2 separate regions of the Homo sapiens genome follow, and region 1 is linked to region 2. Evidence: chromatin loops called from intact Hi-C (ENCODE). Cell type or tissue: PC-9. All regions are shown on one strand. Links, peaks and the distances in the headings refer to the core of each region. The heading gives the core; the rest is flanking DNA.

Evidence for each region. Hi-C counts contacts between places; a loop is a spot of excess contacts. Peaks named below come from ENCODE experiments on the same cell type or tissue, not always from the same donor. Only the 100,000 strongest peaks of a DNase experiment are listed, where the experiment ranks them.
Region 1: it touches region 2 in a loop (9-fold over the local background); 5 of 110 quality-filtered maps call a loop at or near these places.

The regions. Positions count from the first base shown.
Region 1 is chrX:68,923,739-68,936,140 of GRCh38, forward strand. No RefSeq gene overlaps it. Among named protein-coding and RNA genes, the nearest start is that of EFNB1, 100 kb to the left of the region's middle. RefSeq lists a silencer at 5,881-6,084. In PC-9, for the core only: no CTCF peak of the experiment used is centred there; a DNase peak (open chromatin) is centred at 6,003.
Region 2 is chrX:69,027,031-69,039,432 of GRCh38, forward strand. LOC102723911 (a long non-coding RNA gene) reads left to right here and starts at 3,974. Exons shown (of 5, transcript XR_938425.3): 1 at 3,974-4,053; 2 at 6,576-6,725; 3 at 9,551-9,594; 4 at 10,035-10,086. LOC105373242 (a long non-coding RNA gene) reads right to left here. Exons shown (of 6, transcript XR_001755876.1): 6 at 4,090-5,022. RefSeq lists enhancers at 1,310-1,499, 6,505-7,313, 9,398-9,899. In PC-9, for the core only: no CTCF peak of the experiment used is centred there; DNase peaks (open chromatin) are centred at 5,301 and 5,721; H3K27ac peaks cover 1,852 bases.

The DNA of each region.
Region 1 (12,402 bases), core at 2,722-10,721, 100 kb before region 2:
AGTTCATCTCTCTGATCTTGGCCTTAAAATATAGTATTTATTTCCTTTCTTTCTTTCCTTTTTTGGAAACTGTGTCTCACTCTGTCACCCAGGCTGGAGTGAAATGGCAAGATCATAGCTCATTGTAGCTTGGAACTCCCGGCTCAAGTGATCTTCCCACGGCAGTCTCCTGAGTAGCTGGGAGGTATGTACCAACACACCCAGCTAATTTTTGTGTTTTTTTTATAGAGATGGGGTTTTGCCATGTTGCCTAGGATGCTCTTGAACTCCTGAGCTGAAGCAGTCATCCCAACTCAGCCTCCCAAAGTGCTGGGATTACAGGTGTGATCCCCTGTGCCTGGCCAAGGACAATATTTCTAATTGCCTCCAGGTCATCCCCATCACATGCCCTCCCCCACTCACACTCATCTCCAGTTCAATGTGTCCCAATTAAATGTCAGCTGCTACCCTCTTTAAACCTGCTCCTGCTCTTTTCCTTGTGTTCCCTGTGCCACACTACCACATCCTCAACAGAATGCTGGAGTCATCCTCTACACCTCTTTCTCCCCAGTCCTCATCACATCCAATCAATTGCCAAATCCTGCCCATTCTACCTCCAAGGCATGCTGAGTCCACCCTCTTCTCTCTCCAGCTCCACAGCCTCCACCGTGGTCCAGGTCTCATCATCTGTTGCCTGTGGTTGCCTCCTTCCCTCTCCTCCTACTTCCACCCTTGTTCATGGCCACCAGTCCATTTACCACAAGGTAGTCAGAGGGAAGGTTTCACAAGTCAAAGCAGATAATATGACTGCCATGCTCAGCAACCCCAGTGGCTTCTCAGAGGTGGAGAATAAATGTTGAGACACTGCAAGAGCTCCCCTTGCTCCCCTCCTCTCCTGTGTTTTCTCTTCCCTGCCGTATGGAATGTGCCAGGCCTCATCTGCTCCTGAGCTTTGCCCAGGCTGCAGCTTCTGCCTGGAATACTTTTCTCTTCACTCTTCACATGGCCACCTCCTCCTCAGCCTTCAGACCTCAGATTATAGATTACTCTGATGTGTCCTTTTTTTCTTTTTTCTTTTCTTTTTATTTTTTTGTGGGAAACAGTTTGCTCTGTCACCCAGGCTAGAGTACAGTGGCATGATTATAGCTCACTGTAACCTTGAACTTCTGTGCTCAAGTGATCCTCCTGCCTTAGCCTCCCTAGTAGCTGGAACTACAGTTGTGTACCACCATGCCCAGCTAATTTTTATTTTATTTTTTTAAGAGCTAGGGTCTTGCTATGTTGCCTAGGCTAGCCTTGAACTCCCAGCCTCAAGGGATCCTTCCACCTCGGCCTCCCAAATCGCTGGGACTACAGGCATGAGCCACCACGCCCAGCCCCTGATGTGTCTTTTGGGACCCAGCTCCAGTACCACCTCTTCCTACAGGCCTTCCCAGACTTATCCTCTCCTCCAGTCTGGGTTAGGTGCCCCTTCTGTAGGCTCTGATCCTCCTCTACCACTCTCCTCTGCTGCCCTGTCAAGCTCCTATCACAGCATGGTTCATCATGGATTGTAAATACTTAAGCACCTGTTTGCCCCCCTCCCCCCACCCACCCTGACCCTGCCAACCCCTGCAACTAAACTAGGGGCCAGGAAACTACAGCCTGCAGGCCAAATCTGGCCCACTGCCTGTTTTTGTAAATAAAGTTTTATTGGAACATAGTCATGTCTATTCATTTACATGTTGTCTATGACTGCTATCATGCTACAATGGCAGAGTTGAGTAATTGTGGCAGAGACTGTAAAGCCCCAAATAATTATTATCTGGCCTTTAACAGAAAAGATTGCTGACCCTCTGCCCCACAAGGGCAGGGACAGTGTCTGTCAGTTCATTGCTGAACCCTCAGCACCCAACACAATGGCTGGTGGTTGATAGGTGGTCAAAAACAGTTGTCAAATAGTGGGTGAAATATACAAGGTCACAGAGTAAGTCCGATTAGACCCAGAATTCCTGGATCCCCAAGTATGCTCTGACCTTTGATTTCTCAGTTCTGTGTCCCTAGAGACAAGAGTGAGGTCAGATTGCTTGTGTGCTCCCAGCCTTCCCTAGAGCAGGGCCAGGCCCAGAGAGCAAGCTGACTGACTGCCCAGAGGACTAGGCCAGAGAGGAAGGCAGGACAGTGAAGCTGCTCTGAAGGGACTTTCAGTCACCTCAAGGCTGTCCCTAACACTAAGGCAGTGGTTCTCAATCAGAACTGATTTTGCACCCCAGGGGACATTTGACAATTCTTGGAGACATTTTTGCTTGTCACATATTGGGGACAGGAGAGAGGTAGCTGCTAGAGGCATCTGGTGGGTAGAGGCCAGGGTTGCTGCTAAAAATCCTACAGCCTCACACAGCCAAAATGATCTGGCCTAAAATGTCAATAGTGCTGAGGCTGGGAAATCCTGCTATAAAGTGAGGGCCCTCAGACCTGCATGCATATTAAAAACACTGGATGAGTTTTTGAAACTCACCAACATGGCCGGGCATGGTGGCTCACGCCTGTAATCCCTGCACTTTGGGAGGCCGAGGCAGGCGGACCATGAGGTCAGGAGATCAAGACCATCCTGGCTAACATGGTGAAACCCCGTCTCTACTAAAAATACAAAAAAATTAGCCGGGTGTGGTGATGGGTGCCTGTAGTCCCAGCTACTCGGGAGGCTGAGGCAGGAGAATGGCGTGAACCTGGGAGGCGGAGCTTGCAGTGAGCCGAGATTGAGCCACTGCACTCCAGCCTGGGCGACAGAGCGAGACTCCATCTCAAAAAGAAAAAAAGGAAAAAAAGAAAGAAAGAAACTCACCAACACTTGGGCTCTTGCCTAGACCAATTAGAACAGAACCTCTGGGACTGGGGCCTAGGCATCAGCATTTTATAATCTCCCCAGGTGATTCTAATGTGAAGCCAGGGTTGAGAACCTCCTCTCTGGGGGAAGTTTATAAGGACAGACCCTGCAGATATCCCCAAATCACCCAGGATGGTCTTTGCCTGAAATATTTGGCCCCACTGTCAGGCCCTGGGTCATTTCAGCAAATCTGGCTGCTATGCGTGTGGGGTATCTCTGAACACTGAGAGGGGAGAAGAGCCCTTCTCTCCCCTTCCTTTCCCTTGCCCATCTCTGAAGGAGGAGGGGTACTGTTGGAGGAGGAGGGAGGGGACTGGGGAACACAGCTGGGATTCCAATCACCTCCAACCACAAAAATCCATATCAAGCTATCTCTCCCGCTCCTCTCCTTTTCAAACTGGGCTATACAGAAGCACCCTGCTTCCTGGAAGCAGCCCAGAGGCCCCAAGCTGATGCAGAGAGAGGGGCTCAGCAGCATGGATGTTGAGGAGGAGCAGAGGGAGCCCCTGGCTTCCTGAGCTGGCCCTAGTTTGGGGAACATGTATGAATGTCCGGAGCTCTCTGTATCGCTTAAATCCAATCAACCCCTGAACTCAAGCAGGCTCCCAGGCCAGGAAAAGGAAGGTATTGGGCATGTGAGGGGAAGGTTGATTTCTTCACCATGGGACAAACTTTATCTGTCCCTCTAAAATAGCAACTCCTCAGAAGCAGACCCAGCCTGGCTCCCCTGTCCCCTCGCCAAGATGGAGCTGGGATTCCATTCCAGAGTGCGGGCCTGACCCTCCATGGAGAGCCCCACACCAGCCTCTGCTTCTCTCCTGGGCTAGGCAAGCCCCGATCACAGGTAAGGAAATTCCATTCGGCACTGCTCAGCTAGTGAGTGCTGGGAGGAGGGGAGGCCTGAGAAAGCAAGGTCAGATTTTGATGGGATTCTCTGAACACGAAGACTTCCTAAGCCCAGGGGCTGCTGGGAGTGAAGACTGGAGAGGCCACAGCTTGGCCAGAGTCTGATGGTAAAGCTGCAAGGAAGCAGGTAGGCTAGGCCAGATCTGGGCATCAAGGTGGATTCAAGCTGTTGCCAGAGGGACAGAGCAGAGGCAGAAGCGGAATGAAGCTGAGAGGCAGATTCACATGGCATAGTTATCCCTGGCAGGGTTGGGGGGTGGGCAGTACATTAAATTACAGGCAAGCTCCAGAGAGCACCTGACTTGGTGAAGGGAAAGGAAGGGGGTTGGGAAATAGCACGTGGGTAACATTAGAGTCAGACCCTGAAGCATGAGGGAGAAATCAAAGAAGAGAAAATCAGCAAGAGGATGAATGCCCAGAGCTGCATTGCATCTGGGACATGCTGCACCGGGCCTTGTGGATAGAGCACCCAGAGTGAGTAGACCAGACCTGGTGCTGAGGCCAGAGAGGGGAAGATCTGTGTGTTCACCTGGCTGAGAAATGAGACTTTATTCCAAAAGTCATGGGGGAGCTATGGCTGTACTTGAAGTGGGATAAGTGATAGGATGTGATTGGATCTGTATGTGTACATATACAACATTAGCTCCCTTCTTGATTGGAGGCTGGCTTGGGGCATGGGTGGGTCCATGACCTGAAGATGAGGGACCATCTGGAGGCTGTGCAATGGTCTGAGCCCACGAGATTGGTGAAAGAAGGCATAGTAAGTGGTGGAGAGTCACTGTGGAGCTAGACAATTTGAAAGGCAGGGTGAAGAAGACTGCAATTTGGAAACTCACGTCAGAGTTTCATTTGCTTAAAACATTCGAATGGCTCCTGACAGTCTTTGGATAAAGGTTAAACCCCTTCCAATGACCTACAAGGCCCGGGTGCTCTGGTGCCTAGGTATTTCTTCTGCCTCATCTCCAACCGGGCATGACCTCTACCTCCCAATTCTTAGCTTCAGCTCTCTCTCTTTACTGTGACTTCTTTCAGTTGCTCCACTGATCGCTGCAAGACACCTCACCCCCCACCGGCCCCTTACCTCTGGCCTTTGCATCTGCTCTTCTCTCTACCTGGGATACTCCAGCCCTCCCGCTCCCCGAACCCTGAGCCTAACTCAGTGACCCTACATGCTGGGGCTCAGTCAGCTTTCTGGGAGGTGTTCCATGATCCCCACCCCAAGCCAGAATCAGATACTTCTCTTATGGGCTCCCCCAGCCCCTTGTACTACTCTCATCTCAGCCCTTAGTAACCTGCCCAGCGATTTTCTGTTTATTCTTCTGACCAAACTGTAAGCTGAAGGAGGGCAGGGATCACAACTGACTTTCTCATTGCCAACCTCCACTTCCTCGCACAGTGCCTGGCACATGCTCAGTAAATGTGGAAGGCAGGCAGGAAGGCAGGAGGAAAGGAGGGAGGAAGGACGGAAGGGAGGGAGGGAGGAAACCAAGAATGATGCCCAGCTGAAGAATGGTGACATACCTCCTAGAGACAGAGGTTGGAATTTTTTTTCATGGGTCGTGGATGGGTGAGGGAGAGAGGAGTTTTAGTTTAGGCCCTGTTGAGCTAGAAGTATCTGAGGGTTACCCCTGTGGAGGACAGATCGAGTAGGCTGTCAACTCTGTGGGCCTGGAGCTCAGGAGAGCAGTTTAGACGGGAATGGTCTGCCGAGAGGTGAGAGCTAAAGCTGTGGGAATGAATTTGAAACTTGATGTTTTTGATTCCTAAGTAAACAGCCAGCCAAGAGCCAGTATATTTTGAAACACTGGTGGCCAAAGACGTGACAGGAAGAGGTAGAGGGAGGCGGCGGGAGGTGGCGCCCTCCCCCTGTGGGGTCGAGGGGGTTCCCTTCTCTGGAACTGTCCCAGCTGTCACACAGCTCTGCAGGGAGAGAGGGCCTTGGCTGGGACAGGAGTGGGGGCGAGGGGGTGCTGGCTTGGGAAGGAAGACTGGAGAGAATAAAGGTCCTACTGGCATCTCTGTGTTCCCCTCCCCCACCCAGGTGCCCTGAGGCTGCCTGGGTCCTTCCCCCTGCCTAGAGCCTGTGGACCCTGGTTTGCTGTTAGTTTCCCATCTCCATGGACTCAACCAACACCCCCTTCCTCACCACCTCTTCCCTGGCCTAAGGTGGCTCTGTAACTCAATGCTCCTGCTCCTTCCTTAGCTGGGCCCAGGAACCCTGCCAAACATTGTGCTTCCTGGCCTGGAGATGACTCAGGCTCCCCTCCCCAGTACCATTCCAGCCCCTAGCCTCTGAGCCATGTCATAGGCTGAGCAGGGACAGGAGCTGAGGGGCAGCTTGACTCCAGGAGCCAGGGTGCTGGGAAGCGGGCCCAGGCCCCTGCTCCTGATGCCAAGCAGGTAGCATTCCAGTAGAGAGTATAGGGAGAGACAGGGACTGTGGGTATTACAGACAAGGTGTCAGGGCTGGGGATTGCCCAGAGGTCTGACTGGCTAGTGTTCATTAGTACCCTAGGAATAAGTATGTCAATCAGTACTGATTCAGCTGCATGCTCCAGTCTTGTTTGCAGCAGGCCAGGCCTTCTCACGTCCAGTCTCAGAGTTTGTCACTGAAAACGGAGGGGCCACCCAAGGGTCCTAGGGGCTTCAGGCCCGCCATCAAATCCTGGCGTCTCCTCTTCCTTGCTGGGTGATCTGGGGCAACTAAGTCACTTTGTCTGTGCCAGCCTCAGCTTGCTCATCTGTACAATGAGGATGAGAATAATACCTTCCTCCTGGGGTTGCTGGGAGGATTAAATGAAGGAACATATGGGTAGCACTTTGTAAACAGTCAAGGGCTGTAATAGGAGGGGTGTTATATTTATCTACATGCTAGGATGGAGAAGAAGAAACAGGTGGCTCTCTGCTTCTCTGTCATCCTGGGGCACATTCCCCCATTCTTTCCAGCTGATACTATGGGATTCCTTGAGGCCTTGGCCCATGGAAGGTCAGGGCTCAGAACTTTGGTTTCATCTTTTGCTAGAGGACCTTCAGCAAGAGGCTTGCCTTTTCTGAGCCTCAGTAAGCTGTACACAGAGGGGCAAAGAAAGGGAGAATTTCTCCTCCCTCCCCTTCCCCCACAACTTCTCTCCCTCCCTGTGGCTGGTGTGGTGATCAAAGGAGAGGTTCACACAGAGGTGAGGCCCAAAGGCCCAGAGCCCTTCCCCAGATGTGGTGTGTGTGTGGTGGGGGATACAGAAGAAATGTGGACATGTGGAGGGCAGGGCCAGGGCTGGTCTGTGTGTGTGTGTGTGTGATCAAAGGAGCAGGGTGGGGTGGGGCAGGGGGTGGGGGGTGAGTTCTTTGCATTGCTGAGGGTTTAGTCCTTTCTCTTGGTTGCCTAGATGCCTTGGTATTCACCCCCTCCTCAGTGATCACCACGGGGCTGTGCCTGCAGCCCCCATTCAGGCCTAGTATGAATGAAGAGCAGGCTGGTTGGTGGCTCACCTGCCTTGCCAGCTGCCCAGGCCCCAGCCTAGCTGAGTGCCACCTTACCTTGCTGTTGCATGTGCACCCATGAGCCGCTGGCTCCCTGGACTGACTGTTGGAGGACTATACTGCCGACAGTGAGCCCATGCCCAACTATCTGAGAAGGTGTCCCACTGCCCCACTGCCTGGCTGCTGGCTTTCACTAGCCTCTTGCATGTGTGCCATTGGGAGGGTCGAGCCTCCTGGCTCAGTGTAGCAACCCCTGTGTGGCAGTGTGGGTGTGTGTAAGCCCGTGTTCTGCCCTGGGGTGGATAAGGCAGAGCTCAGCTCTGCAGCCTGGGGCCTCCTCCAAGGGAAGATGGAAGCAGAAATAGCAGCTTTGTTCTGGAGGAGAGGAAGAAAGATGCAGGCCCTCCTGGGCCCACTCCAGTGTCCCAGGGGCTCTGGCTGCCAGCTCAACCAGGAAATGTGCCTTCTAAACAATGCCCAGGCCAGCCTGTCTTGAGCCCTACTTCCCATCCTTGGTCAGAGTCCTGGGGGAGACGCCTCTGACCATTGTTCCGAGGGACAGCTCATCAGGGTCAGGCCTAGGCCAAGCTGGGTCCACAGACCCCACACCCTGGGAGGAGGCACATGATGTCCCAGAGAAGTGGTTCCTCCAGCCTTTGTTCTTGGCTGGGCAGGAAGCCACACGTGACACCATGGTTTGGGGTGGGGAGTAGGGGAGAGGCGAGCTTTGGGGTAAACAGTTTTCCTTTTTATTTCCCTTGGGAAGGGTTTATGATGGGGGTAAACTGAGGTAGAGAACAGACACTTGGCCCAGGATCATGACAGAGTTAGAACGGTACCACAAACTGGAAGGGACCGCAAAGTGGACTTAGTTAGGCTCCATGGGGGCAGGGACTTTGTCCTGCTGTATCCTTAGTGCCTGGAACAATGCCTGGTACATAGGAAGTGCTCAATGCATCTTTGTTGGAAGTAGGAACCCCTCTGCTTTCCCATCTGGTGCTCCACTCACGTGATTGAAGGTTGCCAATGCTTATAGTGCTCTGGAGTCGCAGACAAACCTGGCTTCCAATTCTGTCCACATCACTTTTTAGCTGGGTGACCCCAGGACTCAGTTTTCTTATCTGTGTGATGGAAACAGTTATTCCCACCTCTGAGTTGTTGGGAGAATTTTTTGGAGACAGCTTTGGTAGCTTTCCAGGCACATGGTAGGTACTCCTTCGTTGTAAGTTCTCTTCCCGTTTCTTCTCACCAAGTCTTCTCTTTTCCAGGCTAGACAGCCTGGCTCGGCAGTCACAGACATTCCTTATTCTCTCAATGAATCCTCACAAAAGGCCCTGTCAGGTGTGGTACAGTTAATATCCCCATCTTACAGATATGGAAACTGAGGCCTGATGAGAGAGATTCTGGCCATGCAGTAAGTGGTGTAGTCAGGATTTGAACAGCGTTCTGTCTGGCTACTCGTCTTTTTCTCTAACATAACACTTGATCTACCCATTGATAAATCGCTTACGCCTCATACTCTAGCCATGTGACCTCAGGCACCTCACTACATCTCTATGATCCTCCCTTTCTTCAGCTGTCCAATGGGTTAATCATCCCAAGTCCCCCAGCCTTGATGACAATCCAGGGGGCTGGGGTATATCTGCCATTGTTTGCCTTTCCCTTGCTTCTCTCTGAGTGATTGGCAGACAGCAGGCCTCTGAATGCCATCCTCCCCAGCATTCTTGGCAAGGCGGCTGAAACTCCAGCACTTTTGCTCTCTTTCCAGGAAGCATATCTGAATGCAAGTGAGTGAGCAGGACATTATTAGAGGGATAACATTGGGTCAACTCTCGTTTATTAAAACAGCAGTAAATCATTTCTTACAACTATTATTAGCAACAAATGACTTTTGACACACTGTGCAATTGATTGTGACACACCAGTAGGTCATGACTCCTCAGGGAGAACTGTTGGTATTTCTGATAGTTCTTTTGGGAATGTGTAAAGTCCTATGGAAACGCAAGCAACGATTAGTATTGTTATAATAATTATCATTGTTCTTAGTCTGGAAGGCATGTAGTGTAAAGGTTAAGATCATGGATTCAGGAACCAAACTGCTTAGTTTCAAATACTGGCTCTGTCATTTCCTAGCTATATGACATTGGGCAAGTTACTTAACTGCTCTGTGCCTCAGTTTCCTCACCTATCAAACAGGGATAATAATAATAGCATCGACTTCCCAGGGTTGTTTGAGGATCAAATGAGATCATGAAAATAAAGTGCTTTCAGAGTCTAGTTCAAGAGTCAGCAAAGTACAACCAGAAGGCCAAGTCTGGCTTACTGCCTACTTTTGTAAATAAAATTTTATTGGAACACAGTCATGTTAATATGTTTACCTATTTTCTTTCTTTCTTCCTTCCTTCCTTTCTTTCTTTCTTTCTCTTTCTTCCTTCCTTCCTTCCTTCCTTCCTTCCTTCCTTCCTTCCTTCCTTCCTTCCTTTCTTTCTTTCTTTCTTTCTTTCTTTCTTTCTTTCTTTCTTTCTTTCTTTCTTTCTTTCTTTCTTTTTTCTTTTCTTTCTTTTTATTTTTTTTGAGAGAGTCTTGCTCTGCTGCCCAGGCTGGAGTGCAGTGGCACAATCTCAGCTCACTGCTACCTCTGCCTCCCCAGTTCAACCAATTTTCATGCCTCAGCCTCCTGAGTAGCTGGGACTACAGGCATGCACCACCACGTTTATGTAATTTTTGTATTTTTAGTAGAGATGGGGTTTCACCATATTGACCAGGCTGGTCTCGAACTCCTGACCTCAGGTGATTCACTTGTCTCGGCCTCCCAAAGTGCTGAGATTACAGGTATAAGCCACCATGCCCAGCTGTTTACCTATTTTCCATGGCTAATTTTGTGCTACAACAGCAGAGTTGAGCAGTTGCAGCAGAGACTGTTGGCTTGTGAAGTCTAAAATATTTCTTTTCAACCAGGCATAGTGGCTCACACCTGAAATTCCAGCACTTTGGGAGGTGAAGGAAGGAGGACCGCTTGAGGCCAGGAGTTCAAGGCCAGCCTGGGCAACATGGTGAGACCTCATCTCTATTAAAAATTAAAATATTAGCTGGGCATGGTGGTGTGCACCTGTAGTCCTAGCTACTCGGGAGGCTAAGGCAGGAGGGTTGCTTGAGCCCAGGAGGTCTAGGCTGCAATGAGCTATGATCACATCACTGTGCTCCAGCCTTGGTGACAGAGTCTTGCTCTGTCCCTAAAACATAATAAAATAAAGTAAAATAAAATATTTATTCTCTGGTGCCTTGCAGAAGAAAAAAAAATCTGCCAATCCTTGTGCTAGTACATAGAGGAATTGCTCAATAAATGTTGGTTGTTATTATTTCATTTTATTCTTCAAAAACCCATTCATTGTAGACATGAGGATGCAAGTTCAGAGAGGGGAAATGATTTGTTCAAGGCCACTCAGCTAGGATGATACAGGACTGAGAGTGGAACCTAGGCCCCTTGACTCCCAGTTCAGGGAACTTTCCAATATATGATACTGACCAAGGATCCTCCATGCCTGAAGTCCTTGGGCTCAAAGTTCTTCCGTTAGAATGCAAAAGGAGTTGGCTTAGCTCCCAAGCCACGAGATGCCAGCTGCCAAGCCCAGCAACACCTCCTTCCTCCTTGTGCCAGGGGCCCCACCAAGCCAGTAGGCACAGAGCAGCTTCTTTGCCCCACAGAGGTCTTTCAGGACCCTTCTCTGCCTTCCTATCCTTGGGCCCATTGCCTTGCTAGGCCGGGCTGGGGTAGCAGCCTTGTTGGGTGATTAATGTTTTTGTCCCACACTCAGGATTCTGTTATCTGCTTGCTGGCCTTGCCCTTGTTCTTGTAATTGGCTGGCTTGAGGTCATTTACATTTCCTTTGGTGTGCTCTCCTGTCTGATAGCAACTATGACATGATTATGCTGCTCTCCCTTATTCTTAATCCTCTCAAACTGCCTAGTTATCTTTAATTTCCTGTTCATTTCCCTTATTGGGGAGTTAAGTAGAACTAAGTCAGGCCAAAAGTGACGGGGTAGCGTGGGAAAGCTCATGGATGCTCACCCTGGGTCCCTGGAGCCCAAAGAGGTAGCTTGGGCTCCAGAGCCTGTGGAGGCTGGCAGGATACACCACTTCTCGGCCTGGACCCACTCTGTTAACAAATATAAGTCATTGGCAGTGGGCCGGGATGGGAGATCTCTGACATCCCTTCCTCCCAGCTTGGACAGTCTAAGATTCCTGAGACCTAGTTTCAGTGGGCTCAATAACCCCCAGCCTTTCCACCTCCCCTAGCTACCCGTATTGAATACGGGTACTGTACCATCAAATACCTGTCCCAGCTGTCTCTAGGTCTCATGGACCCAAGAGTACCAGGCCTGGGAATAATCTAGCTAGAGTGTTTGTGTGTGTGTGTGTGTGTGTGTATGTGTGTGTGGGGTGTGTGCATGCATATATGTGCAGGCTCACACATGTTCCCATGACCACAGACTCTCTTTGGCATAGGGTCTGGCATATGGTAGAGACTCTAGGTGTGGCACTTCCTTCCTCTCTTGAGTGATCATAGTGTCTAACACTGGGCAGAGCTAGTCGGGTTGGCACATTCAATTAATGGTTATCAAATGACTGGATTGAGTAGGTGCATTCTTCCTGCGGGTGTGTTCTGTGTTTGTGAGTGTGTGTAGCATGTGAAATGGGCACAGTCTGGGTAATGATGACAGAGGAGTATGTGCTCTGTGTGTGTATGGTGTGTGCCACATGTGGGCATGAGTGTGTGTGCTGTGCTGCTGTGTCTGTCTCCATGGGAGTAGGTACAGGCAGGAAAATGCAGTAGTACTTTTAGAAATCAGGGCACAAGCTCAGAAGTCAGACTGGCCTGGGTTTGAGTCCCAGCTCTACACTTTCTCATGGTATTACTTTGGTCCCTGAATTTATCTAAATCCCAGTTTCTTCACCTGTAAAAAGGGTGGAGGGTGTTAAAAATGGTGAACTCACAGGGATGTAGGGAGCATTAAATGTGCTAGTGTAGGCAAAACTCTTAGCACATGAATTGGCACATAGTGAGTTCACAATAGATGGTGACTGTTGATGGTGATGATAATAAATGAAATGCAGAGAGCTTGGCTGTCAGGGGCATATGTTCCCTGTGGGGATTGTGAGTGTGTGCGTGTGT
Region 2 (12,402 bases), core at 1,499-9,498:
TTTTACAGATGGGGAAAATGAGGCACAGACAGATTAAGTAACTATCACATGTCACATAGCAGTCTGGCTCCAGTCTGCTTTCAGTCGCTATGTTGCACTGCCTCTTGTCTTACTTCCCTAATGGAATCTTCTTGAAGTAGACCTCTTGCCTGGGCCCGTAGTACCCAACAGGGCTCTCTGGCCTGGCCTGCTGCTCCTAAAATGCTTCCTTCCACCCATTTCTCTAGAACGTTCCTGCCAGCTGGGGCAGCTGCATGTGACCTCTCTGGGCCTGACGCCACCCACACCCCAGCAGACTCAGCTCTCAGCTTTATTCTTTGTGACAGTGAGACCTGGGACGATGATATGTGTGTGTCGAGGTGAGGGGTGGCTAAGCATGGGTGGCCTTTTGGAAGAGGGAGGCAACTCTGTCTGGGAGGAGGAACAGGAAAAGGAAAGAAAATGAGCATGAAACCAGTGGAGGAGGGGTGGAAGCTCCAGTCTTGCGCTTGGCCCACGCTGCTCTCAGCATTGCTGTGACCTGTACACACACTCAGGGCAACGTGAGGTGGGACTCGCTGAAATGTAAACAGGATGAGAAGATATGGGCTTCTGCAGGAGGCTTGTGGAATTGACTCATCATTTATAGCATGTGTGTATGTGTGTGTACATGCACAGGCCTGCTTACACACCCATATTCAAAAGAGAGACTGTAGCTGAGTGTGATCAGCCAGGTACATTTGTGGGATGCTGTGACTGTGTATGTCAGAAACATTGACGTCCTTGACTCCTGGAATTTCCCTGGACCTCTGGAAAAACCCAGGGGAGGTTTGGCAAGAGCTCCAGAGAATGTCTGAGAGGGTGCCGAGAGGGCCAGACTGGCTCTAGGAGGGGCTTTCCTCTGTGCTGAGATTACCAGCCCTCCTCCTACCCCTATGAGACAGCAGTCCTCAGCCTCCAGCACATGCCTGGAGAGTGGTGAGGCATTTCCTCTGAGCCTTACTCCGCAAAGGGAAGAGACAAGACGTCTGAGGAAAAGCTTGTGAGGAAACACCTGGGGTGAGCACCTGGACTGGCCTGGACTTGGCTGTCCCCGTTGTTGCCTAGAGCCTCAGGAACAATCCCAACGTCCCAGCTCTCTCCCAACCATGTGGTGTAGAGGAAGGAGAAAGGCCTTTGCAGTCCATCGGGATCTGGATTTTAACCCTTCCTCCATCACGTACCTGTCTTGGGACCTTGAGCCACCTCCCTCACAAGACTGAGCCTCTGTCTCCTCATCTATAAAGAGGCGTTATCTGTGTCCATAGAGAGCTTTCTAGGCATGAGGACAAGAGATGTTGGGTTAATCTGAAACAGTGGGTATGAATAAGGAGGACTAGTACTCAGGCACTGGGTTTGGGGCCTGTCAATCATCTGTTGATGTGTAAATAAAGAAGAGTCCAGCAAAGGGTCAAGTGCAGGATGGAAGACCCTTTCCCATCCTTCTTGCCCTAAGAGAGAGGAAGAGCTTCTGGAAACCCAGATTCTTGGCCTGGGAAGAGGTTGCTTTCAGTATCTGCCCACAGAAGGGGAAAGAGGAAGTGAGTATAACTGAAAGCTCTTTGAGAACAGGGACTGGCCCTCCTGTTCATTTCTGTGGCCCCCCTTCCCCCAGTTACCTAGCACTGGGCTTGGCAGAACATAGGCGCTCTGGCCACATTTATGAACTAAATATACAATCTCATTTGCAACCTCACAGCAACCCAATGGGATAGTTACTATCATCCTCCATTTTACAGTCATAAAGTGAGGGCCAGGAAGGCGAATGCATCTGCTCAGGGTCAAACTAGCTGTAGTAGCACAGCAGGGATGCAGTCTGTGTAACACAAGTCCATTCTTGTTCCATTGCACCACTCTGCTGTCTTCACCCCTAACTCTCTGTGATGCTGCCCTGATCAACACTCTGGCTGGTGGGGAAGGCCACTGGGTCAAATGGAGAGCCCCACAGGCAGAGATTGGTGAGGGGTGTGGGTGACAAAATTTCAGGCCACTCCTGACTTGAGCTGGATCCTAGCTGTTCTATTGCCACAAGTGTCCTAGGATCTCAGAGTGTGCTAGTAGTGGGCAAGACCACCTCTGATGAACACATACAATGAGGGACTATGGGGCAATGAGATGTTGGGAAAGGGAAAGGAAAAGGTGTGGGAAAGGACAACTGCTGAAAATAGCAGAGACAGGCACCCTGGCCTTCCTGGTTATCTATTGTATCTAAAGATACAATAAAGTACTTTGAGGTTCTTCCTGGAGTCTATCATAAGTCCTTCCTGCTGCTATCTAAACCCATTCTTTCTAGCTTTATTGCATCTGGGCTTCTATACAAACAACTTTTTACTGTACTTTAAATAACATCCTTTCAGGGGCTCTGGCCGGCAAAGAAAACTCCTCTACTCAAGCCAAGAGTGAGGAGAACTTGCACCAACTCTACCCAAGGAAATCAATTGCCGAACTCATTGCCTAAAGGGGCCTGAGTAAAAAGAGCCCTGGACTCAGCTTCTGGCTCTCCCAGTGACTGTCTGTAACTTTGGACATGTTATTTGGGCATTCTGTGCCCCAGTTCCCACATGTAGAGTAGGTATTATCCATTGACCTCCTATCTTAGGAGCATGGCAAACAGTCACTGCTCAATAATCAGAGTTGTGGTCTGGTGATAACATGAATCTGCATCTTCATGGAATTCCGCTCACTGATTCCTGCGCCTTTGACTTGCCTTGGCTGAGAGTTTACACATCAAGTCTAGCCCTCAGCTCCAGCCCTCGGCTTGTACCTGCACAGTTCTGGGAGGCCTGCGTAGTGCCCTGCGCTACCCCAGGAGCCGCCTATGCCTGAGCAGTATCTCCTCCCAGCCTTCCGGCTCCACGATTCTTTCCCAGTGGCCACCCTGACTTCTACAGCTCCGCAGCTGCTCTCTGTACAATATGACTGCCCCATCTTCTGTTTCTCTGAAAGCTCCTAGGATTGCTTTTTAGCCAGGGACCCCTGAGTCACATACCCAGGCCTCCAGTGTTCAGAAGCCATGTCAATGCATCCAGCTCTGAATTTACATTTGCATTTCCAAAGCCCAATTTACATTACAATTATTCCTGTCTTGCCATGCAGGGGGACTCCACACATATTTTGGGGGAGGCCTTCTGGCCAACTCTAAGGATTGACAATCACATCTTCTTGGGCCTCATTCCCCTAGCACTAGGGCTTTTTTTCTTGGTTTCTTAGAGTGACCACACAACCATATCTTTCATTCTTACTCCTTTTCCAGGTAGGAAGTATATCTGGGCCACTCTAACCAACAGGGCTGAACCCACTTAACAGTCCTTGTCATGGTATTCTGTCCCATTCCTGACTCCAACCAGTTGGAATACAAAGGATATACATTTTGTGCATCAATTTAGCAAAAATTTAAAATAGTGGCCAAGGTTGCGGTGAGATGGGCAATCTCATGTACTGCTGGTGGAAGTGTAAATTGGTATAGCCTTTTTGGCAGGCAATTTGGAAATATCAAGACCCTTAAAAACAGGTATACATTGTGACTCGATAATTACCCTTACAGGAACTGACACTAAAGAAATATCTGCAAATTTGGATTAAAATATATGTAAAAGCAATTCATAAAAACAGTAATAAGCTAAATGTCCACCATAAGAAAATTAAATACATACAATTATCTACAATTTATAAGGATATTATGGAGGAAAAATTTGCTCATGCTATAACGTTAAGCTAAAATATGAAGAATACCAAATCATAGATACAGCATGATCCTGATTTTTTGTTTTTACTAACAGTAAACGTTCATATAAAAAGACTAGAAGGAAATTAACCAATTGTTAACAGTGTCTGACTCTAGGTGGTGGGATTATAGTGGATTATAATAATAAAAGCTAACACTTGTATAGCGCTTTTCTCAGCACTTTACATATATTTATATACACTTACTCCTTATATCTATCCTACAGGAGAAATACCATATTATCCCCATTTTGCAGATGAGGAGACAGAAGTGGAGAGAGGTGAAGTGACTTGCTCAACATCACACAGTTGGTAATTTTCTTCTTTGTAATTGTCATTCTCCAGATTCTCCACTATGAGTATGTTTGACTTTTATAATCAGAACAAAAATGCACAGGGATAAGCTTTGTTAAGAAAAATTGAAGGGTACTGTGGCTTACAGGGCCTCCTTGGCCCAGCTGGAGACAGCTCTACTGAGCAGCCAGTTTTTATGTGGCACTGCAGGTCTTGGGGTCTTTGTGATCTTCTCTTGGCCTATCCTGTCTGGCCACAGCCCACCGCTCAGGGCCTGCCCCTCTCCTGCTTGATATGCCTCATGGCTAATGCCCCACCTCCCCACCTACTGGCCTTTGTCCCTTGCAGGGAAAGCCTACTTTGCTAGCTGGACGCTCACCTCTACTGTCCATCCCTGGAATAGCAGAGGCTGGCAGTGGGCTGGCTTTGCCTACCAGCCCCATCTCAGGGACATCACCAAGGGGGATGTGGAGGGGGACATTTATCTTCAGGCCCCTGTCCCCGAAGATTCTACAGAGATTTGTTGTTTTCAACTGTAACAGAGAGGTGGCATTGTCTAGAAAGGGGCTGACCTCCTTACCTTGGCCCTGGGCCCTCTTTACTCTGCAGAGGCCACTGCCCCATCTTTTCCTGGCTTGACCACTGCTTACACAGGTCACAAGCACTTCTGTGTGGGTGCAAGCATCAGCCACCCAGCTTTCCTGGGATCACACCTGGCTGCAAGCTGGTTCAAGTAAAAATGGAAGCTCTCTGGAGGGGAGGAGTAACTGCAGCTCTGTGCCTTCTCGTGCCCTCTTCATGCCATGCCCTGGCCACTGTTCCAAATCCAGATTCCAGGAATGTTTAGCAAGGCCTGCGGGGTGGGATGTGGAGGCTGGTCCCCAGAATATGGGGAGCAAGAAGCGGGCAAGAGGGTGCTATGAGTTCTCTTGCAGGCTGGAGGAGGAGCAGCAGATCCCACTGTAGGCAGCTTTGCTTCTTGGCCCTCTGGAAGGCAAGAACAAAATGGAGTTTGGGAAAAATAATTGATAGGATGCCTGGGATCTTGTCCTGGCTTGTCCTCTAACTGTCTGTGTGACCCAAGCAAGGCCCTTCCCTTCTCTGGGCCCCAGAATCCTTCTCTGGAAAATGACAAGAACAGTGATCCATTTCACTAGGCTGTCATGAGAATCAAGAGACACCTACACAGGATGGGAATGCAGTTTGTATAGTAGAAAACAGGGTGGAATCGTGAGCTGGTTAGGAAGCTGAGAGATTCTGAGTCAGTACTTTTCCCTCTCCAAGGCTCCATTTCCTTATCTGTGTAAGTACACTGGGGAGTGCGTGCTCTTCAACAACTTTGTGAAAGCAACGAGCCCATTTCCTATAAAAGTACACAGCAAACAAAGTGTTGCACATGATTTCAGGAAGGCCTTTAATTTCATGGGTCTCTTTTTGGGCCACTTCCAGGCCAGAAACCCCTGTCCTAGGTGAAGGCTTTAACCCCTTGTCTAGCCAGCTTTCTGGGTGTTAGGCAGCCTCTGCTCACACACCTGTGGTGATAGAGAACTCACTCCTTGCCAGGTAACTGGTTCCACCCTTGCAGACCTCTGACTTTGCTTATGCTCAGCTGAAATCTGCCTCCCTGGAGGCTTCTCAGAGGCTTCCCTGCCTAAGGAAGCTGAAAAATGCCTGGGGCCAGGTGTGCTCTGGGCTCTGGGTTATCTGGGCAAGAGCATGACTCAAAGCCAAGTCAGCTACTTTGCTGCTGCTGCTCCCAGAGGTGGATGCTGGATTTTCTGCCTCATAAAGTTGTCCACCAAGTCACTCTGGAGGCAGCTTGTGGCCGGGCTCTGGCAGCCAGCTGGTCTGCTCAACTTCCCCCAAGGAAGGGGGCAGCTGGAGGTGGGGTCTTGACAACACCTCTTGCACTAGCCTGCAGCACTCTCAAAACCAGGGTTAAAAGACCTACCCCCACCCCCACCATCCCTCCAGCATGGGATGATGTCCTGGTGTGAGCTCAGGAGCTAGAGAGAGCAGGTTTCAACTCAGAGATCCTAATAGTAAATACCTCAACCAGGAGCAAGGAGTGTTAAATAAAGTAATGAATGTAATGAACATCAGTTCCCTTCCTCCTGCTGCCCCCTCCCTAGGCCTGTCCATTTCAGCGGGGCAGAGTTAGTGTGAAGCAACTAGATTGAGCATTTCTTGAGTATTTAGTATGGACCATGTTCTGGGCATGTTAGATCTTGAGAAGAAACCCATCAATATGTTCAACTTAATTGCCCAAGTTCACACAGCTGGTAAAGAATGATGAGGAATTTGAACCCAGGTCTGGCTTCCCTAAACACACATTCATAACATGGCATCATCCTGCCTCCAGGCAAGGGGTGAAGATGATACCCTCCCACATAAAGCGGCTTCTTTTTTAAGGTTCTTTCAGGACCACCATTCAGATTGTTCTAGGGGAAAAAGAAGCAAAAAGGTTAATGGATTCCCTTAGCCCCCAAATCCTCACCAAATTGTGCATGGAGTAACTTCTCCCTCTCTGCCGACGCCAGCCTTCCCACGTGTGTGAGACCATTGCTGTGGAAAGAAGCCGGGCCTGACTTCAGGGATCTGGTGTGAAATGACTGGACCCATGCGTTCTGAGTAAACAAGAGAGCCCCTTCTGGCTTCTCCGGGAGGAACCAAATGGCTTCAGCATTCAGGTAGGCAAGAGAGGCCCGTGAAAGGAAGTTTGTTCAGCTCGGATCAAGAGAAACAGATACTTCTTGGGTGGCAGGGTGAGGCATTTGGTGGTCTGAGCTGAGGGTAGGAACAGGGTGGAGTACCAGAGAAGCCTGGGGAAGAGGGCGACACAGAGCTGGAGTAGGGCTTGCCCAAGGCCTCTGGGGCCCTGGGCTGAGAGGGAGATGGGGCTCCTGTGCCTGTCCAGTTTACCCTCTAAGGCACCCTCAGTTAGCCTCTGCTTCCCTCAGGGCCCGCTCCCCGCCTGGCCAGAGCCTAACTCCACCTCAGAAAAGGCATTCCTGGGCTTTCCCAAGGCAGACCTGGCAGGCCATTGCCATGGCAGCCAGGGATTGCTGGGAGGAGGAGCAGGAGAGGAGCGACCCGGGAACTGTTCCTGCAGGAAGGCATTTCCTGGGTCCTTCGGTGCCTAACCTGAGGGGATGTTGCTCTCTGTGGCTTATGGCTGGCAATTGAGGTTATGGCCTTCCTCAGCCCACCCAAGGCCAGTCTCCAGTCTGAATGTGGTGTGTGTGTGCGTGCATGTGTGTGTGTGTGTGTGTATGTGTGTGTATCTGTTAGTCTGTATATGTGTGTGGGTATACCAAACCCCGGGGGGGGCCACATGTGTGTATGGATAAGTGTGTATGTGTACACTCATGGGGGTACACAGAGGCCCCACAAGAGCAGGGGCCCTATATGTATGTATGTCTTTGTGAATGTTTCTTGAAACAGTAGGGAGAGGAGGAGAAAAGACAAAAGCCTTAAATGACTCTGGCTTTTGGAGGAGCCAGCCCAGTGTGGCGGGTGTAGGGAGCGGGCCGGCCAGGGGCCTGATTGGAACCAGACTCAGCAAGGAGGGGCTGTAAATGTTTTTTGCTGCCTGTCCTGAGAAATTTATGTCACACCCACTCCATCATCCTGGCGGGGGCAGCTTCTCCCAGCTGCCTGTGGTTCTGGGCTTTCCAGCGTTACCAGCAACCACTATGGGGGTCCCTGAGCCTCCCTCAGTCCCGGGCTTGGGTGGACCCATCCCATAATGTCCTGAGGCTGACAGGGATGCTCCAAGCATGGGTGGATGAAGAGGAGGAGGAGAGAGCCTTCCCACAGAGCCTGAACATGGGGTCGGGAACACATTGTGGAGGTGTAGGGAAGAAGAAGACAGGAGAGGGGGCTGTGCTGCATTCAGAATCTCTTCTCTGCCCTCTTCCCCTCTTAATGGGGGATAGAGACCTACAGTAGACAAAGAAGGACAAGATGGCCCCTGAAGTAGGTTTCAGAGACCATTTGGTATATGATGAAAACTGAAGCCCAGAGATGAAAAGGGACTTGCTCAAGGCCGTGCATCAAGGGAGCCAACGGCAGGGCCAAGACTGCAACCCAGCCTCTACCCATCCTGCTCTATGTGGCCTTTCTCTCCACCTCACAGCCAGAGACCTGTCTCAACCTAGGATTTGGCCCTGTCTTTTTCTGATCATGTTACTCCATCCTTAAAATCCTCCACTGGCTTCCCTTTGTTCTTAAGAAAAAGACAAGACTCCTGACCACAAATTACAGGGTCTGCCTTGATCTAGCCCCTGCGTACCTCTCCAACCACATCTTGTACTAAACTCCCAAGCTCCCTCCTGCCTCTGGGCCTTTGCACATGCTGTGCCCTCTTCCCGAGTTGATCTTCCTCCTCTTTTTCTGTTATTTGACTCCTACTTCGACTTTAGAACACAGCTCAAGTGTATCTTCCTCAAGGAAACGTCCACATATGTTCCTGGCTGGGACACATTTTTTCATTTTGTACTCTCATGGCACCATGGACCTCTCCTCCATGGCACTTCTCACTGTTGCGGTTTTTCTTTTGTTGTGTTACTTTGTGATGAATGGCTACCTTCCCTGCCAGACTCAGAGCTCCATGAGGACAGGAACCACAGCTGCTTTGGCTCGCCAATACTATCCTAGTGCTCAGGGCAGGCCAGGCAAATGACCACAATAATGACAAGGACATCAGGAGCTAATATTTGAGGCTTACCATGTGCCAGGCGCTCTTGCAGCTGCATTACTTAGAATAAAAAAATGTGATCACAAACTATTTGAGGTAGTTACTATCATTATCCCCAACATACAGATCAGGAAACTGGGACAGAGAAGTTAAAGAACTATACCGAGGTCACACAGTGAGTAGTGAAACTGGGATTTGAACCCAGGCAGTGTGGCTCCAGAGCCTGTGTTTTGACCTCTACCACCATAAGTGCTCAATAATAAATATTTGTTGATGACATGTTTTTGTCTGAGCCTCCTCAACTTCAATCCTTGAGGGAGTTCCAGCCACTGAGCACCTCCCTGGATCTTGGAGTGGTCCCACCCAGAACACCCTGCCACCTCCCCAGGTCACTTCTTCTGAGTCCCCTTTCCTGGCTTCCCCTGTACACACTGCTTGCCTCTGCTACTCCCTGGGATAACATGAGAAGTTTCTAGGGCTGGGCAATGTCCCTGGGTTTAGAGAGGTACTTTCCCACGTTGAACACTGGCTCTGGTCATTACATCTCAACCCAGAGTCCACTGACTTGCTCTCAGCTCTCCAAGCTCAACCCCTTCCCAGCTGTGTGCCAAGCTGATTCACCTCCCTGAGCCTCAGTCTCCCCTTCTGTGAAATAGAGCTAATCACAGTACTGCACAGTAGGGTTTTGAGGATTCAGTGAGTTTGCCTGTGGGTAGTTTGTATCTGCAAAGCACAAGACCCTTACTAGTTATCACTTGTGTCATTGTTATTAACAATAAGTAAGATGTAAACTGAAACTTTCTTCATCATTTCTAGCTCCAAAGCCCGATGGAGACCAAGAGTGATACACTGTACTCATGGTAGGTGTTCAATGTGCCCTCTTTTTGCCTGCTCACCCTCACTACACCCTAGACAAGCTTAGGACTGGTTAGGAATCCCCAGCCCTGCGTGAGGGAGGGGGCAGAACTCTATCACCCCACCGCTTCCCCTCTCTATCAGCCCCCCACCGGCCTTGCTGTCTCTCTGCCAGGCCAAAGGCAAGGGAACACACCGCCTTCACCAGCCCCACCTCCTAGGCCCCAAGAGCCCTGCCCCCTCCCTGCCATGGCATCTTGAACAGAGCTGAGTCTATGGCTCTTGGTGGGGGGTGGCTGTGGGATGGGGGTGCCGCCGAGAGAGGAGGGTTACAAAAGCTGTGCCTTGCTTTCCCAGTGGCCTCCCAGGGGCCAATGAATGCACAGAGCCGCAGCCTGGGGGCAGCCAGCGTGTTTTCATTTTGCTCTGTTTGTTTTCTGTTTAGATCAACTGCTCAGTTCTGGTTTGGGCCTCTGAGGGCTGATGGGGTTTGGCAGGTAAGAATTTCTGAGGCCACCCATCTCTGCCTTTTACAGGGCTATGGGCTCAGCTCCCACCAGCCCCTGCAGGAGCAGGAAGGCAGCCTGATCTACTGCCTTACTAACCTCTTTCTTTACTTTCCTCTCTCTTTCTTTTTTCTCTTTTTCTTCTCTTTTTTTCTCTCTCTTTCTTTCCTTCTTTCTTTCTTCTTTCTCTCTTTCTTTCTTTCCTTTCTTTCTCTACTCCCTACCCCAACTCTCTCTTGCTCCCTCTCCCCTCTGTCTCTCACATCTCTCTCTCTCTCTCTCTCTCGCTCGCTCACTCACTCGCTCGCTCTCGCTCTCAGTTTGTTCCTGTCTCTTACTGACTCCCTGTGCAGTAGCTTTTTCTGTTTTGCCATCTGTCTCCCTTTTTTTTTTTCTATTTCTCGATTTCTTTTTCTACAAAGAAGAAAAAGAAATCCAAGCCTGGGCTTTAAGAGGCCTGAGTTCTGGCTCAGCTTCTACCCTAGCTCTCTCTGAGTAACCTTCAATAAGTAGTTCTTTCCCATCTCTGAGCCTCAGTTTCCCCATCTGCACACTGAAGGCTCTAACTTACGTGACCGCTGAAATCTAAGCTAGAAGATCTTGTGATTATTTACTCCTTACAGGGGATAAAAGGGAGGGAATGGATCAGATTCTCTAGGGAGCAGGACCACACAGTGCAGCCTAGATGGCAGGAGAAAGGGAGGTCAGTGGAGTGTCTCCTTGGGCAGTGAGGGCTCATGGGAAAGGGCAGAGATGAAGGAGACCACCCTTGCTGGTACCAAAAACCCAGTCTAGAGAACCCAAGGAACCGACAGAGACCTGGGGTCTGGAAAGGTAGAGGCGCCCACCCAGCAGTGGCAGGGGACAGGGCTTAAAGAGCAGCACACTGGTCTTGATGTTTGGTGTTCCATCTGCATTCCATGCAGCCTGGGATCAAGCCAAAGGCCAGAGGCCCTCTATCTTCCAGCTTACCTCTCTTCTCTCTGTGGCATCTACCCGATACTCTCTGGTGACTTAAGGGTGGATGAGTAGGGGCTAGAGAGTGTCACCCATCCTTGCATGGCCTCCTCCTCTCGTCTCACCAGCACCTCAGACCTACTGCACACCAAACCAAACTCCTTCTCCATTCCCACCCATGCCTCCTCGTCCTCCTTGCTTCTTTTCCTGAACGAATGGTGCAGCCATCCTCCTAGGAGCTCAGGCCCTGGCTCTGGCTTCCCCCCACCTCCCACATCCAGTCTATTTCTAATCATGTGGCCTCTACCTCCTTCCTCTCCCGCCCCCAGGCCTCTCCAACGCCCCCACCTACTGCCATGGCCCCAGTCCTTTCGACCACCATTTCTCACCCAGCTCCTTCCACAACCACCTCTTGTGACCATGTCTTCTGTCTCACCACCCCTAGTTCTGCCTCCACACAGCTGCCAAGGCCACCATAATTCTGGGACCTAGGAGTAATTTCAAAGGTTTGGCTGTTACATATACAGCTGTTATAAACATCTGTGTGGGTGTCTTTCCAAATGGAATTGCTGGTTCATGGGTAAGCATACATTCAACTTTCACAGATATTGCCTCATAGTTTGCCAAAGGGTTGTACCAATTTACACTCCTGCCAGCAGTGCATGAGAGTTTTGGTGACTCTCATCTTCACCAATATTTGGGCATTTGTATTTTCTTTCATTTTATTCATTCTAGTGTGTTGATGATGACATCTCATTACAGTTTTAATTTACATTTTCTTTTTGACTAAGTGGAGCACCTCTTCATATATTTATTGTCTATCTTGATATTCTATTTTTGTGAAGTGCCTGTCAAAGTCCTTTGCACATTTTTCTATTGGGTTGCATAATACATTCTGAATTATGACTCCTTTGTCAGATATATCTATTGCAAATATTTTCTCACATTCCGTGGGTTGTCTTTTCATTCTCCTACCATAACCTTTTGATGACCAGTATGTTTTTATTTTAATATAGTCCAAATTATCAAATTTCCTTTTCATGGATAGCATTTTTAGAGAAATATTTGTATACTCCAAGGGGACAAAGTTGTTCTCCTATATTTTCTTCTAAAAGCTTTATTGTGTTGCCTTTCACATTTATGTTTGCAATCTATCTGGAACTGACTTCTGTGTATGGTGTGAGGCAGGGTCAAGATACAGATTTTTGTTTCCCTATGGCTATCCAACTGATCCAACACCATTTATTTATTTATTTTTTTTAAAAAAGAACCTCCAATGTACTGCAGTGTCATTTTTGTCATAAATTAAGTAATCATATATGTGTGGCTTTGTGTTTGAATTTTCTCTTC